2 separate regions of the Homo sapiens genome follow, and region 2 is linked to region 1. A link is a contact called in ENCODE Hi-C data. All regions are on one chromosome and are shown on one strand. The core of a region is the stretch at or near the end of the contact, and the rest is flanking DNA. Distances in the headings are between cores, read along the strand shown.

Region 1 (6,453 bases), core at 3,509-6,008:
AAAAGTAACAGCTCAGAAGAATGAGGAGCAATTGCTTGATGGGTATGGGTGGGGTTCCCTTTTGGGGTGAGGAAAATATCTTGGGACTAGACAGAGGTGGTGGTTGCACAACGTTGTGAATACACTAAATCCCACTGAATTGTCCACTTTAAAATGGCTGATAGTCAATTACATGTTATGTGGGTTTTACCTAAATTTTTTTTTAAAAGTTGGCCGGGCGCAGTGGCTCACGCCTGTAATCCCAGCATTTTGAGAGCCCGAGGCTGGTGGATCACAGGGTCAAGAGATTGATACCATCCTGGCCAACATGGTGAAACCCCGTCTCTACTAAAAATACAAAAAAATTAGCTGGGTGTGGTGGCGTACGCCTGTAATCCCAGCTACTCAGGAGGCTGAGGCAGGAGAATCACTTGAACCCAGGAGGCAGAGGTTGCAGTGAGCCCACATCAAGCCACTGCACTCCAGCCTGGCGATAGAGCGAGACTCAGTCTCAAAAAAAAAAAAAGTAAACAGTTTGATTAATTACCACACAGTGAATACACATATTTAATCACCACATAGTTTAGAAAATAGAACCTTACCAGCACCCCAGAAAACTTCTTGAGGCTACTTCCACTTGCACCCTTCTATATTGCCCAAAGGCAACCACTATTTTGTGTCTGGATTCTTTTGTCCAATGTTTATGAAATTCATCCATGCTATACATAAATCGTAGTTCATTCATTTTCAGTGTTGTAAATATTCTTTTCTTTTTTTAGATTAAGGCAGTTACTTCATTTTGAACAAGGAAGTAGCATAAGCAACTCAGTGTGTGCCCCTTAAGATGGGAGCTCTTCCCCCATATCACTCCCCACTCCAAGGAATAATTTTGGGAGAAAAAAATGTCTTCTATCTGGCTACCTGTGATACCTATGATTGCACCTTCTTATATGGCGGGCACGTCATCACGTCCAGACGAGCATCTAAGGAACTGCATTTTGGGAGTTGAAACTTTCATTTGGGTCTGAGATGAATGCATGAACTAACACAGGGCCATGGACCCACTAGTCTTGATCAAGTTAGAGAAAATGAAGGTGACTATTTACACTTCCAAGTTGCTTTCTAGATCCTTTCATTAAAAAATGTTCTGATCAGGCCGGGCGCTGTGGCTCATGCCTATAATCCCAGCACTTCAGAAGGCCGAGGCAGGTGGATCATGAGGCCGGGAGATCAAGACCATCCTGGCTAACACAGTGAAACCCCGTCTCTACTAAAAATACAAAAAGAAAAAAATTAGCTGGGCATGGTGGCAAGCACCTGTAGTCCCAGCTACTCGGGAGGCTGAGGCAGGAGAATGGCGTGAACCCAGGAGGCAGAGCTTGCAGTGAGCAAGATAACAGGATTAAGAGATTAAAGTTTAAAGAGATTAAAGACAGACATAAGAAATTATAATAGTATTATTTGGGAACTGATAAATGTCCATATTAAGAAGAAATCTCCACAATTTATGTTCCTCTGCCGTAGCTCCAGTCAGTCTCTCCATTCAGGGTCCCTGACTTCCCGCAACACCAAGTAAGCTTTTCTTTTCTTTTCTTTTCTTTTCTTTCTTTCTCTTTTTTATCCCCTCTCTCTCTCTTTCTCTTTCAGATGGGGTCTTGCTTTGTTGCCCAGGTTGGGGTACAGTGGCACAATCACAGCTCACTGCAGCCTCAACCTCCCTGGCTCAAGCAATCCTCCCTCCTCAGCCTCCCAAGTAGCTGAGACTATGGGCACACACCACCATGCCCAGCTAATTTTTGTATTTTTTGTAGAGACAGGGTCTCATCATGTTGCCCAGGCTGGTCTTGAACTTCTGGGCTCAAGCAATCCTTCCTCGGCCTCCCAGAGTGCTGGGATTACAGGTGTGAGCCACTGTGCCTGGCCTAAACTTCTTTTCTTTATGAGTGACCCAATCTGTGGTCCTTTGTTATAGCAGCAGAAAAAAAAAAAATGACAGGTACTATGGGGGAAAATGGACAAGGAAGATCCTCTCATATGGGCGAGAGGGTGGTTATTTTGGCTGACCAAGGAACTCAGCATACTTCTGGAAAATGAGAAAAGGTGATATGGTTCATGCTGTTGACTCACACCAGTATTTGTTGCTTCCCCGCTCCCATTTTCACAACTTTATTGAAGTATAATTTTGAATAATAAACTGCATATATTTGAAGTTCACTATTTGATAAGTTTTGGTAAACATATGTAACTATGAAACCATCTCCACAAACAAGATGCTGAACATTTCCATTGCCATTGAAGGTTTTCTCATACCTGTCTGCAGTTCATTGCACTTTTTAACCTGTCCCCAGGCAACCACTGATCTGCAGTCTAGCTACATAAGTTAGTTTTTATTTTCAAGAATTTCATATAAGTGAAATAATACAATATATATCTTTGTTTGGTTTCTTTCAGTCAACAGATTACTTTGAGATTTAATGAAAATCAGTTTTGATTTTGCTCAAGTGATCCTCCCACCTCAGCCTTCCAAATAGCTACGACTATAGGCACGCACAACCCTGCCTGGCTAATTTTTAAAATTTTTTCTAGAGGTGGGGTCTTGCTCTGTTGCGTAGGATGGTCTCGAAATCCTGAGCTCAAGTGATCCTCCTGCCTTGGCCTTCCAAAGTGCTGGGATTATAGGCGTAAGCCACCACACCTAGCTGACTTTCATTTTCTTAACTGACTTTCAAAGAGAAATGTTTTAAATGTTGATGAAGCCCAACTGATTACCTATTTCTTTTTCTTTTTTTTCTTTTTTTTTTTTTTAGATGGAATTTTCTTCTGTGGCCCAGGCTGGAGTTCAGTGGTGTGATCTCGGCTCACTGCAACCTCCACCTCCCAGCTTCAGGCAATTCTCCTGCCTCAGCCTCCTGAGTAGCTGGAATTACAGGCATGTGCCACCATGCCCGGCTAATTTTTTTTTAGTAGAGATGGGGTTTCACCATGTTGGCCAGGCTGGTCTCGAATTCCTGACCTCAGGTGGTCAGCCCACCTTGGCCTCCCAAAGTGCTGGGATTACACATGTTAGCCACCATGCCAAGCCCCATCTATTTCTTTTATATCTTCTTTTGTGTTCTACTTAAGAAAACTTTGCTTATGCCAGGGTCCCACAGATTTTGTCCTATATTTTTTCTAGTAGATTTATAATTCTAGGTTTACATTTAGATCTATGATCCATTTTAGATTTTTTTTTTTTTTTTTTTTTTTTGAGATGGTGTCTCCCTCTGTAGCCCAGGCTGGAGTGCAGTGGTGCAATCTTGGCTCACTGCAACCTCCGCCTCCCGGGTCCCAGTTCAAGCAATTATCCTGCCTCAGCCTCCCAAGTGGCTGGGATTACATGCACATGCCACCATCCCCAGCTAATTTTTGTATTTTTAGAGAGACAGGGTTTCACCATGTTGGCCAGGCTGGTCTTAAACTCCTGACCTTGTGATCTGCCCACCTGTGCCTCCCAAAGTGCTCGGATTAGAGGCATGGGCCACCGCGCCCCGACATTTTAGATTAATTTTTTCGTAGGGTCTGAGGTCAAACTCCTGGCTTCAAGCAATCAATCCTCTTGCTTCAGCCTCCTGACTCACTGGGATGGCATGGGCCACTGTGCCTGGCTCCCAGCCTCCTCTTTAATCAAGGAGCTTTGGCTCTGTGAATTGACTTAGATCTCAACACAAGAGGCCATGACTGTCCACTGCAGTGACTCATCAGGTTTTTAGCTACCAGACCTAGAATTTTTCCCTCTGTTACAGATCAAGCAATACAATGGTAGATTGCCCATCTATTTCATTCCTAAGAACACCATAACTTAACCACCATCAAATATGTCTGCAGGCCAAAGCATTCTGATTGCCCTTTACAGTGGATGCATTTACTTTGTCCTTGGAGATTCAGTGCCACCCCTACCTATGCCACTCTGAGATCCCATCATCCCATCATTGAAATTGGGGAGACCATGTCAATGGCATATTTTCCACCTACCCTATAGAAGAGAGCAACCACAGAGCTCTCCTTTGAAAGAGGTTGCAGGTGCTCCATTTATTAATGCATTTCTCAATGCTTTAGTGAGGGAGATGTCTTCTGGGTTTTCTCATGGGACATTGTTTGGAGGTAGGACTGAACAATGACATGATGAGAACAGTAAGGTAATGTTTTATACCATATTCTGGGCTCTGTTCATGATTACTTTTTTCTGATAATAAGGACTGTTTCAATATTTTAGACATTTTAGAACATGACAGAAGATTACAGAAAGATATTAGGGTATTTTATGATTTGAAGTCTCACAAGGGACAGAAACCAGGGAAGTCTCCAGGTTCCTCAGCTGCATTTATTTGTGTATCTTCTTTTGAGGATTCTGCCATTATTATGACAGATTTTCCGTTCTTAGTTTTGGGTCTCTCCCTTCCAATTCTGGCAGGAGAAAAGCCCAATTTCTTTTTCTCTTATTTTATCAACATTCTTGGAGCCTTTACTGATAAAGGCAAAATTCAGTACAAAGCATACTTTTAACTGGCCTATTTAACAAGTATTTTAAAGAGCAAAAATCTTTCCTATCAACTTCCACAAAGGTGTCCAAAGTCATCCTTTTAAATTGGAAAGAGTTCTTAGGGAATTACGCAATGGTATGTACAAACCTGAACAGGCTGTACTCATGAGGACAAATATGTGATTTATCTAAGCATAGTAAATACTTCAGAGTTTAGTTTTCAGGGTTGGAATGTCTACTGTAAACAGTAGCAATGACTATCTCTATAGCAAAATTTCCAAGCATAAGAAGAAATCAAGTTTTTCAAGAGAACATTTGCTCAGTAATACCTTTGCTCTTTTATTTATAGGGTAAAAGAGGGAAGAAATATGAGAAACATGCTTATAATACTTTTTTCTTCCCATATCCTTTTCCTTACCATAAAAAAAAGTTCTGTGGACTGGAATTAAAGATCAATGATGTATCACTGAAGCCATGAAGTCCTGCAAGTTTACATCATGATGATTCAGTGCTCCTGGATTAGCAAACCTTCCTCTCTGTGCATAAGCATCCCTCAACAATCCCAGGCCCCCGTGTCAGTACTGCTTCTGAACAACTCGCTAGTAAGCCCTTGAAAGAATGCAAACCTCTTTAATGTAGTCAAATGAAACAGATTTGTGCTCTGTCAACTCAGTCTTGACTTTTGCCTCCAGATTGTGGATTACTTGAGATGCCTGAAATATATTGTTTTTAAAACTGAAAGGTAGCTCCATCATTTCAAAAGCAGATAGTAGAGATGTTTACCAAGAAAAACATAGCCAAGGCCGGGCGCGGTGGCTCACGCCTGTAATCCCAGCACTTTGGGGGGCCGAGGTGGGCAGATCACGAGGTCAGGAGATCGAGACCATCCTGGATAACACGGTGAAATCCCATTTCTACTAAAAATACAAAAAACTAGCCGGGCGTGTTGGCGGACGCCTGTAGTCCCAGCTACTCGGGAGGCTGAGGCAGGAGAATGGCGTGAACCCAGGAGGCGGAGCTTGCAGTGAGCCAAGATCGCGCCACTGCACTCCAGCCTGGGTGACAGAGCGAAACTCCGTCTCAAAAAAAAAAAAAAAAAAAAGAAGAAGAAAAACATAGCCAAAACATTACATTCCAGCCCATGGGCAGTGAAGATTAGATTTTCCTGTTATCTTCCACCTGTTTTTGTTGTTGCTGTGGCTTTTTGGCTTGTTTGTTTTCATCCCTGCTGTAATCCCTGATTAACTCTTATTTTTTCAGGTTGTTGTTTCATGTATTTTGGCCACCACTTCCTGCCAAAACTATCTAATATCTGTACATCTCTAGAGGGTTCTAGCAACTATGCTGTCCTTTTTTATAGGAACTGATTCTTTTTTCTTTTTCCCACCCATTGAGCTGATTCTACTTGAACTCAATGAACTTTTGGTCTCTGTGCTTCTTTATTTTAATTAATTGAGCTTTCTATCTAAATTGGCACACTAAATCCTGAACAATCCAGAGCTGCATGTTTGGTCTAGATTGGTTAGCCACACTGCAGGTCATAGAGTTAGCGTGGAAAAAATATTCCAATTTCCAGACCCTTGTGAAAATCAGAATTAGCCAGAAGCACCAGTTTGTAGAATCATGGACAAATCTGGGAAAGCCCAACAATTTGGGGGATGTTTAGCCCCAGATGCACAGGATTGGATTAGAATTAGTTCTAATCTACCAGATGCGTTGGCACACACCTGTAATCCCAGCACTTTGAGAGGCCAAGGCGGGTGGATCACCTGAGGTCAGGAGTTCAAGACCAGCCTGGCCAACATAGTGAAACCCCATCTCTACTAAAAATACAAAAATTAGCTGGGTGTGGTGGCAGGCACCAGTAATCATAGCTACTTGGGAGGCTGAGGCAGGAGAATCACTTGAACCCAGGAGGCGGAGGTTACAGTGAGCCAAGATCGCGGCATTGCACT
Region 2 (6,345 bases), core at 1,435-3,934, 950 kb before region 1:
TAAATGAGAAGGATTGGGCTTTATCCTTTATTTTGAGGCTTTTATCCTTGCTTTTCTTGCCTTTCCCTTTTGGTATTAAAACATTCATATCTTATAGAAAGCAAAGGTAATAATAGATGGTAGAAACATATTGTTTTGTTTAGATGACCTTTCTTTGTAAAATTAAAAGATGGAAACTCTGTATTGGGTTTAAAACCAATTTTAACTCTCCATGAAATTTAAAGTCTGGAAAACATTTCTGTAAGGCTGGGCCAAATCCCAAACCTGGGGGAAAAATAGCTTCAGGAGTGAATGCCTACAACCACTGAAATTCTTAAGAGAATTTAGCTTTTTAGCTTTTTTTTTTTTTTTTTCCAGAATTTCTTTTCCGGAAAGTATAGAGAATGAGGATGGTAGAGGACTCATCACTATAGTTTCCTCTCTTTCCCCAACATCCACAGACGTATCAATGGTCTGAATGTAATGTCCTCTTAAAATATGAAGCAGAAAATGGGTTAGGTTAAAAAAAAAAAAGTGCTACCCCAAGCATCATGAGAAAGCTGCTTCTGTTGTTGATCTGTTCTTGTCCCTGCTGGCTCAAAGGATCATGTGTGACACTGTGTCACAAACAGAGTCCCTAACGTGTTTACTTTTCCCTGACAAATACTATAAATTTTCTTCTTGTGGTGAATGAACATTGTTTATGCAGCTGTGTTCCTTAAATCAATACTGACTTTCTGTCCCACTGTATCTTTTTTGCAAAGACACTTAAGGAGAACTTTCTCCTGGCATTTGGGGAGAACTTTTCAAGTCAGACCTCCTAATTAGGAACAATCATTGTGCACTGGATCCACCAAAAAGAAAAAAGTGTTTTTGGCCTGGTTAAGTGTTTCCATCTTGGGTTACAGCCTTCATCTAAAGCAGCTTCTCCCTTGGCCTGAATGGGCTTTTCCGTGGAGACAGAAGGTAAGATTGCATGCTGGCTGACCCAACAGAGATCCAGAACAAACTCTCAGGAAATCTCAACCCCTCAGGCAGTTGAATTCTCACTCCTCTGAGACCAGCTGAGGTTATTTTACTTCATTTAACTAGCCAGATGATAGGTTGACTGATGGGGCCATTATGTCCGGCGTCAAGTAATTTTAGAATGAAAATTATGCAATAGGTTAGACCACAGCTCAATTTTTATCACCCCAATTGCATACAACGTCCCTAATGTGATTGCCTTTGGGCTAAGATGGAAAGAAATGTTCAGTCCCAAAGTGGCTATATTTTCTGGAATAGATTGAGTGAAACGTCTCTTTTTTTCAACCAAAACACATGGAAATAAATTTCTTCGGTTTTACTTTCTAAATATCTGGTACAAGGTAAAAACTGCAGTGATTAATATGTCCTATGGGGCTGCCGGTTGGTGAGGAAAGGTTGTCAAACTTTAGATAACTCCACCAAGTTGCTATTATCATTTTTAGGCCTGGGTCAGTCAAGTAGGTAGACAAGCTTCTTGACATGTGGAATTGACTGGGACACTGGTAATTGATCCTATTTAAGAAAATGTCCTCAACGCAATGATTTTGCTTAAGTACCTTCTTATTTTAAATGTACCCCAGGACACCATAGTTGTTTCTCTCTGTGGCTTTTTAATTTCCCTTTTTGTTCCAACTGACCTTTCTAAGTTTTTTTTTTTCCTTCTGAAATAAAGAATTCTAAACTCATGATTTTACAGAAAAGCTCAGTTTGCAAGAATATCAGCAATTTCTTATTTAAATATCTTCTACTATACCCAATTGCTAGAGCATAACTCTTGGCTCCTAAACCCAATTTATAAATCAGTCATCCTTTCCACCCCTACTCACCCCAAATTTGTTCTTCTTCCTGGTGTTGCTGTCTTATTTCTTGGCACCCTCATCTACTCAACAGCAGCAGAAGAAAAGAAGAAACTTCATAGTTGGAGGATCTTCCTTCTATCTATTTATTCATCCATTCACTCAACACATATCTGTGTCAGATACTGCTCCAGGTACTAGAGACAAGCATGTACAGGACAGATATGGAACTCTGTTCTCACAGTGATTATACAGCGATTATATTCAAGTACATTTCTTCTAGAAACACTTGGTACTTCTTGCAGGGACCCCCAACCTCATATAAGTATATATACTTAAATATGTCTAACAGATCTTGATATATTACATATTTAAGTAAATAATGATAGAAAATGAATATTCTTACATGGATGCCCCAATTTCTTTCAGCTGCCTCAGATACTCACTGGATAGTGATAGCCAATGATATGCCAGACTTGATATTGATTGATAATGTTATGGCCCCACCAGGGAAGGTTAGAAGAATGGAAGCTGCTTATTTCAAATTTGAATGAGCAATCAAACATTCCTGTTCTGATTAATGTTTTTTTGCCTTGATGCACATATAAGAACTGGGACTAGCAGAAAGGGTTTAGCTTAGGACTGTGGAGAAATGCTTTTCTTCATTTCTGATAAAGCTCCATTTGCTGTTTGATCCTGTCTTCTTGATCTCCCAAGTTCCTGATAAGTCTACAAAGCTAAAACACTCACAGTTTGATCATTAGTAGTGTAGATCTTCCTCTCATTCAATGGAAGTCTTCTCTTGGAGGTCAGCAGTAAATGTCTCATTGCCGTGACCCACTGGTCAGTCCTTATGCCTCTTCATCTTTGCACATGCTGATCCCTTTCTCAGAAAGAAAGTCCCTTTAGCCAGGCATCATCTCCTTTGAGAAGCTTTCGCTGACCTCAGACTGGAGAACTCTATTATAGCATTTGACACTCCCCACAAAGGGGAGAACAGTAAGTTGCAGTCTGATGAAGTCATATGATGCCCGGGCTGGCTTATGAGTAAAGAGGTGAGAAGGTCTCCTACTGAAACAGATTTTCCCTCTTTCTTCCCCTTACAATAGCCTTTCAAAGTTCTTGAAATGTCCATTAAGGAATTCCTATACTTTACTTTTGATTTCACAATTTCTCAGTCAAAAGCTCAATATCATTGCATAGGATAATACATTACCTTAAAAAAAAAAACACCAAAAAAACCTCAACACTCAAAGATTAAATTTGTGTTTGGAAAAGGCTTTATAGGCAGTGGTACCTGGAAACTGGTGCTTGAGAGAAGCAGGAGGAGGGAGGGGAGATGTCAAATACCATCTTTTAAAAAATTTGTTTGTTTTTGATGACCATCTTTAAGAGATTTTTAAATGCCATGTATGAATTCAAGAAAGAGAATAAAGCAGGATTCTAAGAAATAATAGAAAGCTTCTTAAGGAAGCCGGTATAGTATCATTTTATATCTCTGATATTTCTGCTCATCTACTAAAGCTCATTAAAACCTATTAATGATTAGGAAATACTTATGTTTTATGAAATGTATAAAAAAATTTAAAGATAACAATCTAAACTCTCTTTAAAAATTAATTTTTATATATATCTTAACACCATTTAACACACTTAATTTTAGTACTTCTTTACTAAAGTTTGCGGAGGCAGACTACTCTTAAAAGTAGGAAAAAAAAAGGCAGAGGAGCAGACCGACTTTTTTTTTTTTTTTTTTTTTTGAGAGGGAGTCTAGCTCTGTCACCCAGGCTAGAGTGCAGTGAGTCTAGCTCTGTCACCCAGGCTGGAGTGCAATGGTGCGATCTCTGCTCATTGCAACCTCCACTTCCCAGGCTCAAGCAATTCTCCTGCCTCAGCCTCCCGAGTAGCTGGGATTACAGACTTCTGAAATTCTGAATAGTATAAATACAACTGGAATTACACTTTATTTTTAAATATACATTTCTAGGTAAAAACATAATTAAAGATCAAATAATTTTGGTTAAATTTTAAAATAAGCCCAATATGTAACTAAATAAGTCTTAGCAGAAAAATGTGAGGATAAAGTTGAGATTGCTCCTATTTTTTAATATTTATAGCATTTATTTATTTGTAATTACTTGTGAAGTTTCAAGTATTAAATATTACTCCGAGCTGTCTAATATGAGTCAGAATTTAGGGCAATAGAAAATATAAAACAAATTTTTCCTTACTAATACATGTTTTTTAAAAAGTTGTGTTTATGTTCTTCATTGAGAACTAAATAATCACTAAAAGAATTGCAGAAGTCATAAAATCATTAAATTAAGGAGAGAAAATCTCTATATATTCAGGATAAAGACATTTAGTATGCTAAGATCTCTATCCAATGGTCAAAAAACAACCAACCAAAGATGAAAATAAAAAATAATTTCTTGGAATATTATCTGAGGACTTCCAATTTTAACATGCAGAGCTAAGTGAGTATTTTCTTATTCATATCTCAGAAAAACCAACCAAAACATCAAGGGAATCAAGAAAAACAGTAATGCAAAGCTTATCCTTTGTAAAACTAGGAAACAACAGAGATTTTTAAATGAGAGAGAGAGAAGACTTAGTGGCATAGGACATAGGAAGTACCAGAGTGAAGATGCCTGTGGATTCTGAGCTTCAAGAAAGTCATAAAAGCACAATTCTAAGTGATACATACTGAAATGTAAATGGAGGTTTTTACAATAGAGGGCAGCAAACCACTTCTTATACAACCAAATAGTAAATATTTTAGAATTTCTGGGCCATATGGTCTCTGCCATAACTATCAAATTCTGCCACTGTAGTGCTGAAGCAACCATGTACAATAAACAAATGGGCATATCTATATTCCAATAAAACTTTACTTCCCAAAAAAGAAAGCTAGCCAATGGGCTATAGTTTGCTGATATTTGTTCTCTAGCAATAAGGGTGTGTCAGCTTGACTGAGTGCTTCCCTGGGCCTCAAAGTGGTGAGGTTTCTAGAAAAAGGAAAGGCGATAAAGCTGAATGAGAAGTGGTAGGAAACTGCACAAAGAAGACAGGGCATTGCTGAAAGCATAGCTAGACATGTGGAAGACGGAATTAGAAAAAAATGAGTAAAAAGAATAAATAAAAAAGATATTTAAAAGGGTTATATGATAGATGCAAAATATATAAAAAAATCAAACATATGCATAATTGGTGTTCTTGAAGAAGAAAATCAAAATAATAAAACAATAACTGTTAGGATTATTACACAAAAATTATGAATATAAAGCATTATTAAACAAAATCCAATTACACATTAAAAAACTAACACACCATGAGCAATTATATTTATTCTAGAATGCAAGGATGGTTCAATATTAGGAAATCTATTAATATATTTCTACCACACTAATAGATTAAAAATCATGTTTCTAGATGCTGAGAGACATTTGATAAACTCCAACATCCATTCTTACTAAACAAGCAAATAAACAACAAAACAAAACTGTCAATAAATGGCAATAGATACTTCCTTAACCTAGTGCAATATACTAATCTCAATCTAAAAGCTAGTGCTATAATCTATAAGGAAACTCAGAAATATTTATATTAATGTCAGGAACAAGACAAGAATGTCTACTACCACAACTATTCATAGACGTTGATCTAGACATCCTAAGCAATGCAGTTTTACAAGAGAGAAAGAAAATGTATACAAATTAGAAAAGAAAAAGACAAATAATAATTGCTTGTAGATTATAAAAGTAAAAATTTTATTATATAAAAAGTGAGCCAACTGAAAAAAAATATTAGAACAATAGTGGAATTCAGTTAGGTCTTTGGTTATAAAGTAAATATATACAATCATCATCCTTCCTATATTAAAATAAAAAAGGCATAATAGAAGAAAATACTTCATTTTTGATAGCAATATCACTAGAAAATATTTAGAATAAATTTGTCAGATGTGAAAACCTATGTAAAATCTTTAACTGGCTGGACGTGGTGGCTCCTACCTGCAATCCCAGCACTTTGAGAGGCCTAGGCTGGCGGATCACCTGAGGTCAGGAGTTCGAGACCAGCCTGACCAACATGGTGAAATCCCATCTCTAATAAAAATTTTTAAAAAATAGCTGGGTGTGGTGGTGCATGCCTGTGGTTGCAGCTACTCAGGAGGCTGAGGCAGGAGAATCACTTGAACCCAGGAGGCAGAGATTGCAGTGAGCTGAGATCATGCCACTGCACTCCACACTCCAGCCTGGGTGACAGAGTGAGACTCTGTCTCAAAAACAAAAACAACAACAACAGAAAAAAAAAAAACCCCATAAAACGAACAACATTACACTGTCTCTTGTGGACACAAAAGAACACTTGAACAGATATAAAAGTATATTATATTCTTGGTGAGGGAAACTCAGTATCAGACAGTTTTCAATTCTCTCTAAAAAAATATAAACATTTAATACAGGTCCTATAAGAATATCAATAAAATTTGGGAGTCTATATATGATTCTAAAGTTCATATAAAGGAAAAAAACAAGCAGGA

What was found. Hi-C counts contacts between places; a loop is a spot of excess contacts on that map. Pooled maps may share reads with other maps.
Region 2: a loop to region 1 is called in a map of IMR-90, with 6 times the contacts of the local background. The contact joins the promoter of DLEU7-AS1 here to the enhancer-like site in region 1. A Hi-C loop is called at or near these places in 3 of 168 maps with a recorded cell type or tissue (CD4-positive, alpha-beta memory T cell, HepG2 and IMR-90) and 10 of 50 pooled maps.

What each region holds. Positions count from the first base shown.
Region 1 is chr13:49,856,941-49,863,393 of GRCh38, reverse strand. No RefSeq gene overlaps it. Among named protein-coding and RNA genes, the nearest start is that of KPNA3, 67 kb to the right of the region's middle. Within about 2 kb of position 4,758, at least 10 of the 41 ENCODE cell types and tissues checked have a DNase peak (open chromatin) inside an H3K27ac peak, as active enhancers do; they include IMR-90, where a contact is called at or near this core.
Region 2 is chr13:50,804,194-50,810,538 of GRCh38, reverse strand. It overlaps DLEU7-AS1 (DLEU7 antisense RNA 1), which reads right to left and starts at 2,684. Exons shown (of 5, transcript NR_046551.1): 1 at 2,553-2,684; 2 at 1,833-1,999. It also overlaps a transcript of DLEU7 not described here.